Regions from separate parts of the Homo sapiens genome. Here region 2 is linked to region 1. Evidence: chromatin contacts called from ENCODE Hi-C or POLR2A ChIA-PET data. All regions are on one chromosome and are shown on one strand. The core of a region is the stretch at or near the end of the contact, and the rest is flanking DNA. Distances in the headings are between cores, read along the strand shown.

Evidence for each region. A loop is a pair of places that touch in the nucleus more often than their neighbours do. ChIA-PET counts read pairs that join two places held with the same protein, here RNA polymerase II (POLR2A). Pooled maps may share reads with other maps.
Region 2: POLR2A ChIA-PET joins it to region 1 with 10 read pairs in activated CD8-positive, alpha-beta memory T cell. The contact joins the promoter of LINC01627 here to the promoter of EXOSC3 in region 1. A Hi-C loop is called at or near these places in 2 of 50 pooled maps. POLR2A ChIA-PET finds 5 or more read pairs at or near these places in 2 of 52 experiments (K562 and activated CD8-positive, alpha-beta memory T cell).

Annotation. Positions count from the first base shown.
Region 1 is chr9:37,783,604-37,786,704 of GRCh38, forward strand. EXOSC3 (exosome component 3) reads right to left here and starts at 1,461. Exons shown (of 4, transcript NM_016042.4): 1 at 1,118-1,461; 2 at 311-460. The coding sequence starts at 1,441. RefSeq lists enhancers at 1,144-1,203, 1,201-1,716, 1,214-1,353.
Region 2 is chr9:37,393,184-37,396,365 of GRCh38, forward strand. LINC01627 (long intergenic non-protein coding RNA 1627) reads right to left here and starts at 1,611. Exons shown (of 3, transcript XR_002956875.2): 1 at 1,464-1,611. It overlaps LOC124902153 (a long non-coding RNA gene), which reads left to right. Exons shown (of 3, transcript XR_007061478.1): 3 at 2,039-3,182. RefSeq lists an enhancer at 2,549-2,843.

The DNA.
Region 1 (3,101 bases), core at 211-2,710:
CTTGTCCAGAGGATATGGACATAACAAATAATGGCGATGATAGATACAACCTTTCAACTCAGTAGAAATGAAACATCCCAAGAACAAATGTAGCCAATGTAAAATAAATTGTAAATGTAAAAAATAATAATAATAATTATGTGGCTCTGATCCTGGAGCATCTGAAGAAACTCTTGGAGCCTGGGGCAATTATATACAAGCTCAGAGATCTAGGTCATGCTTTGGAGACAATTCAGATAGCCTTCTGGATATGTGAGTGTTCTAGGGAATGGATGTTTGTTTCTTTGAAACCAAAGGCTCCCGTAATTACCTGCACATTTGGTCTGTTTCTTTTAGTTGCACCTTCAAATGACAAGTAAGACAAAGAAGCTGGCTCACTCCCTCCAACATCAACTTTGAATATATCTCCAGATTTAGCTGTCACTATGCCAATCACATGGTCTCCTTTTACTGGAACATACTACAAAAAGAAACAGAATGAAAAAACAGCCATAAATGACAAGATACCATTGGAAGATACCTTCAGCAAGTCCTTTGTGGTTACTTTATTGTCATTAAAGAGAAATCTGATCAAATGCCACTTTCGGTAAAAGAAAATCACTTCATAAAGTGCCGGGTGTGCAGCTTCTGGTAGTCTGTTAATTGAGTCCAAACTCCATTATCTCTTAGGCACCCCAACCAGTAAGTCTCTAGCTTTGTGGCATAAGTCCAGTGGCAAAGGAATCCTTACAACCAAGGAAGCCCATTCCATAGACAATTTTTTCTATATGAAATTCTTACCTGTTCTAGGAGAAATTAACTCCCTATGACATCCACTCATTGAGCCTAGTCCTGCCCTCTGAGACTCCAAACGGCAGGCCTGCTGTGGGGTTTTGAAGACTATAATCATGACTCACGGTCTCCAAACGTTTTTCTCTCCTGGTCGCCCTTCTCAGGCTATGTTCCTATTGTTCACGGTCCCTCTAAAGGACATGCAGAAGTGGGCACAAGACTACGGTGGCTCTAGGTTTGCCTGAACAAAAGAGGGCCTCAGGGTCCCTCTCTTCTTTTGGGAGGTCTTCTCAAAGCAGGGCTACCACTCTCACTGCCGCACCACCCCTCCGGAGTCCCAGCTCACCCGCTTCTGCTGAGAGTCCACCCAGTAAACACCGCCGCCGCTGCCACTGCCGGGCTCCTTGTGACGGAGGCGGCCGCACTTGGTGACCAGCAGGCGGTCCCCACAGCGCCGAAGGCCCGGACCGCATACAACGCGCACCCGCGAGCACGCTCTAGCATTCAGGCTCAACGGTCGCTCCACTGCACCCCCAGGGCCTTCCGCGTCCTCCTGTTCCGGCAGGAGCAGCTCCTCACCCGGGAGCACCACCTGACCTAGTACTGTGCGTGCAGCGCGCGCCCTGCTGCCCGCGAGAGATTCAGCCGCGACAGACGCAGGTTCGGCCATCGCGGGCTCCACCAAACACCGTTTCCGGTACCCGCCTTCCGCTTCCGCTCCGCTTCCAACACCCGCCCTTGAGGACTTTCCGTTTCCGGCAGTAGCGGTCCGTTGGATTCGGACCAGTTTATGAAGCTTGATGGCCGTCAGCTCACGGGTCCCTGTCCAAGGTGGCAGTGATTGTGGCCGGCCACCTATCTGACAGCCTGGCCGCGGGTCGGTATGAAAACCGCGCAGCTTGGTCCATCGAAAAGCCTCCACTTCCAGTGTCTCGGGTCGCGTGTTTTGTGACCGGTCGCATCGTGGGGATACGAGATACTTCCACTTAAGAGTTTCTTGGGATCTCTGGAAGCTGAGCAGAGGGGCTTTGAAAATTGGACGCTGGGGCCGGGCGCGGTGGCTCACGCCTGTAATCCCAGAAGTTTGGGAGGCCGAGGCGGGTGGATCATTTGAGGTCAGGAGTTCAAGACCAGCCTGGCCACCATGGTGAAACCCTGTCTCTACTAAAAATACAAAAATTAGCCGGGCGTGGTGGCACGCACGTGTAATCCCAGCTACTCGGAAGGCTGAGACAGGAGAATCACTTGAACCTAGGAGGCGGAGGTTACAGTGAGCCTAGATGGTGCCACTGCACTCCAGTCTGGAGGACAGAGTGAGACCCTGTCAAAAAAAAAAAAAAAAGGGAAATTGGACGCTAGGTGGGTTCATGGGACCTTCTTTCCGACTCCGCCCTCAGAAGAGTGGCTGACCTTTTAACAGGAAAAGTAGTTTTTTTCAAAATAAATAAAACCTTCTTGGTTGTTAGAGATCTAGTCACATTTAGAAAACACAGAGAAAAATAAAAGAAGAAAATAAACGATGTTTTAATCTTGCCCGTTTTTCTCCCTTGCTACACTGTAGTTCTGATTCTTTAGAGCCCAAGGTGTGGCATGAAATAGGTAATACCTGATGAATGAACGAATGTATTCCTTTGGTGTGTATTTCTCCCTAGACTTTTTCCCCCTGCAAATATACATATTTCACATGCTTCCGATAGCCCTACATGGCCTGGAATATCAGTAACTCAAATTTCCCTGGAGCACACTTAGTTGCGCACGTGAGAAGCAGTTGAATTCCAAACCCAAAGAGATTCCAATCATCTATCTGACTTTGGGGGTTCTATTTTAAATCACCGTTTTCTCTGTCAACTCGAACCTTCAATTAGTGCTTGATCAGATTCTCCAGCAGTGGTAGAATTCCTAGGGTCTGGGAGGCCGTGACTGACCGATTGCCTTTAGCGGCCCTCCCTTTCTACTGCTCATCTCTTTGAGGCACCTGCTTCCAACGTAATTTTTAGATTTTTTTTTTTAGACGGAGTCTCGCTCTGTCGCCCAGGCTGGACTACAGTGGCACCATCTCGGCTCACTGCAACCTCCGCCTCCCAGGTTCAAGCAATTCTCCTGCCTCAGGCTCCCGAGTAGCTAGGATTACAGGAGTGCACCACCGCACCTGGCTAATTTTTGTATTTTTAGTAGAGACAGCGTTTCACCATGCTGGCCAGGCTGGTCTTGAACGCCTGACCTCAAGCGATAGGCCCACTTTGGCCTCCCAAAGTACTGGGATTACAGGCATGAGCCACCAAGCCCGGCCGAATTTTTAGATTTTTTAGGATGATTAAGACAGATCATCT
Region 2 (3,182 bases), core at 361-2,860, 390 kb before region 1:
CATGCTTGTCTCCCCATCAGAGTGGGAGATCCTTGGGGTAGAGACTAAATCTGATTTATCACTGTTTCCCCCGTACCCAACCAAGAAAGTGCTTAGGTGTTTATTGAGTGAATTATAATCAAATCTCACTACAACAAACAATTGGGATGTCTCATCTAATTTGTTATTAAGAAAATTCTCACCTGAGTGGGTGGCTCACACCTGTAATCCCAACACTTTGGGAGGCCAGTGTGGGAGGATCACCTGAGCTCAGGAATTTGAGACCATACTGGCAACATAGGGAGACCCTGTCTCTACTAAAAATAAAATAAAAATTAAAAAATTAGTTGGTCATAGTGGCACACACCTGCGGCCCCAGCTACTCGAGAGGCTGAGGTGAGAAGACGCCTTGAGCCCAGGAGGTGGAAGTTGCAGTGAGCCGTGATCACACCACTGCACTCCAGCCTGGGCAACAGACAGAGACCCTGTCTCAAAAATAAAAAGAAAGAAAAGAAAAGAAAATTCTCAGCTGAGCACTGTGGCTTATGCCTGTAATCTCAATATTTTGGCAGGCCAGGGGCCTGAGGCTGCTTAAGTCTGCTGACTGGCCCCAGGTCACACACAGTGAGTCTGGGTCCCATAGGGACCGGACGTGCTGACCTCTGTGGAGCTTTGCGCCCAATCACCCAGAGGCAGCAGGAGGAGTTTCTTTTTTGTTTTATTTTGTTTGAGACAGGGTCTTGCTCTGTTGCTGAGTTCAGAGTGCAGTGGCACAATCATAGGTCACTGCAGCCTCAATCTCCTGAGCTCAGGAGATCCTCCCACCTCAGCCTTCCAAGTGGCTGGCACTACAGTTGTGTGCCACTATGCCTGACTAATTTTTTTTAATTAGAGATGGGGGTCTCACTACATTATTGCCCAGGCTGGTCTTGAACTCCTGGGCTCAAGAGATCCTCCCACTTTGGCCTCCCAAAGTGCTGGGGTTACACATGTTAGCCACCATGCCCACCTCAATCAAGATTTGTTTCTTTTCTTTTTTTATTGAGATAGGATCTCACTCTGTTGCCCAAGCTGGAGTGCAGTGTACAGTGGCATGATCTTGGCTCACTGCAGGCTCTACCTCCTGGGCTCAAGGGATCCTCCTACCTCAGCCTCCTGAGTAATTTGGACTACAGGTGTGCACCATCAGGCCTCGCTAAATTTTGTTTCTTTTGTTTTGTTTTGCAGAGACAGGGTCTCACTATGTTGCCCAGCTTGGTCTCAAACTTCTGGCCTCAAATGATCCTCCCACCTTGGCCCCCAAATCTGTGGGCTACAGATGTGAGCCACTGCACCCAGCCTCGAGGTTTGTTTCTTAAACTATCACCCTCCAGGGGCTGCTCTGTATTCATGCACCTTCATGCATTTGGCTCTGGGCTCTACCCACCTCCCCTCACCCCAGATTCTGCCAAGCTGGTGCTTAGGACAGTGGCCCTCCCACTTACGCTGAGGCCGAGATCTCTGACATGTTTGTGGGCCTCACTTCCCAGGTGCCTCCCAGCCCCACATGAGCTGTCTCGTAGGGCCAAGACAGCACTTTTGTATGGGGGTCTGTTTCAGAGGCACAGATGGCTCCAAACACGTCTTCTGCATCTGTAAAAGATAACAGGTGTACATTTAAAGAAAGGAATTCATACATATTTAATGATTTAGCTTAAGCAACTGGGCAAATATTCATTTTCTTAAGGTGGTAATACATAATTAACTGATAATAAAATTAATTGGGTAAAACAGTCTAAAAATAATGCAGTACTTATTACATGAGGGAATATAACTGCATTGAAAGAGGTTTAATTGTTCCAGAGACTGATGAGTCCCCAAAAGCAGCAAAGGGAAGAGGTTTTTCCACCTTTGGAATAAGGGCTCTGAGTGGGCGCTTCCTGTTCACCCTGTGGGAATAGGGTGGGAATGGAGGGTGGAGAGGAAGATGGTTTCTTGCAATTTAACAGCTTCACAACGGGTTTAGAGAGCATCCCAATGTCTACTCCCAACCCTAACCACACATCTTCACCCCTGCCAGGTCAAAAAATACAGAAAAGAAAGAATCTACCACAGATACCCTTTTATTAGATCAGAAGAGAGAAAGCTTGTAGACGCCTCGTGAACTCACCCCTTCCACTGCGAAGTGCCAGACCCTGGGCTGGACACCGTGGGAGAGGCCAGCTGGGCAAGTCTGTCCTTCGGGGAGGTCTGGGGTGTTTGGGGAAGGGAGATAGGGACACACAATCCTCACAACAACTGCAAAAAGAAGTGTGAGCACGTGGGGGCAGAGGGAGCGTCAGTCAGACGGGAGGTGATCGGGACTGGAGAGAGATGTCCCAGAGGAGGTGGCTTGGGCAGGTGGGCTTTGACTGGCGTCTATGGGAGAGGAGCCCGTAGGAAGAAGAGAGAGCAGGACAGCTGGGATTGAGTTGGGCTGAAGCCGGACCGGGGAGGGTGTGGCAAGAGATGAGGCTGAACCGGTGGGCTGGAGGAGGGGGTCCCAGGAAAAGCAGCTCTGGTCCCACCGTCAGCCCTGCCTTTTATTATTAATCTCTCTTGTGAATTCAGGTGGGAAAAGGCCTGCTGAGAGTAGTGCCAGAATTCACAGGAGAAAGATTCTGTAATTTCTTTGAGCTCTGTGACTCTGGACAAAGTATTCAGTATTAATGCAGTTGACCATGACGTCTTCTGTGTGCGCGACTGACAGACCAAATTACCTTTCCTTATCTCCTGGCGAGAAAAAAGGACCATTTTCTTGACATATTTCATAATCATTTCACCTGCTTGCCCCCTATGGAGAGCGCCGGTGACCCGGCCCCCTCCCCTCCCACACAATGCAGGAAGTATGTCATCTAATAAGCCCAGTTTCTAAAGAATGTTTTTAATCTTGGAATAGTGAGTGTGATTTTTGATTGTATTTTTAATTCTCTATCTACTTTTTTAAAAGCACACGCTTTTGTTCTAATTCTCATCTTAGCTCATCAGGGCCAGGAGGAAGCGTGGACATCTTCCATTCCATGGATCTGCTTAGCATTTGACAGGTGAGGCCCAAAGAGAAGGCATGGGCCAGGACCCCTTAGGGCAGCTGGGGGCACACCAGGAATTCTGGAGTCAGGGCTCTATGCCCTCCATGCCCAGTGGGCACCGTTCTCTAGGTGGTGCCCCAGCCCGGTAACTACAAA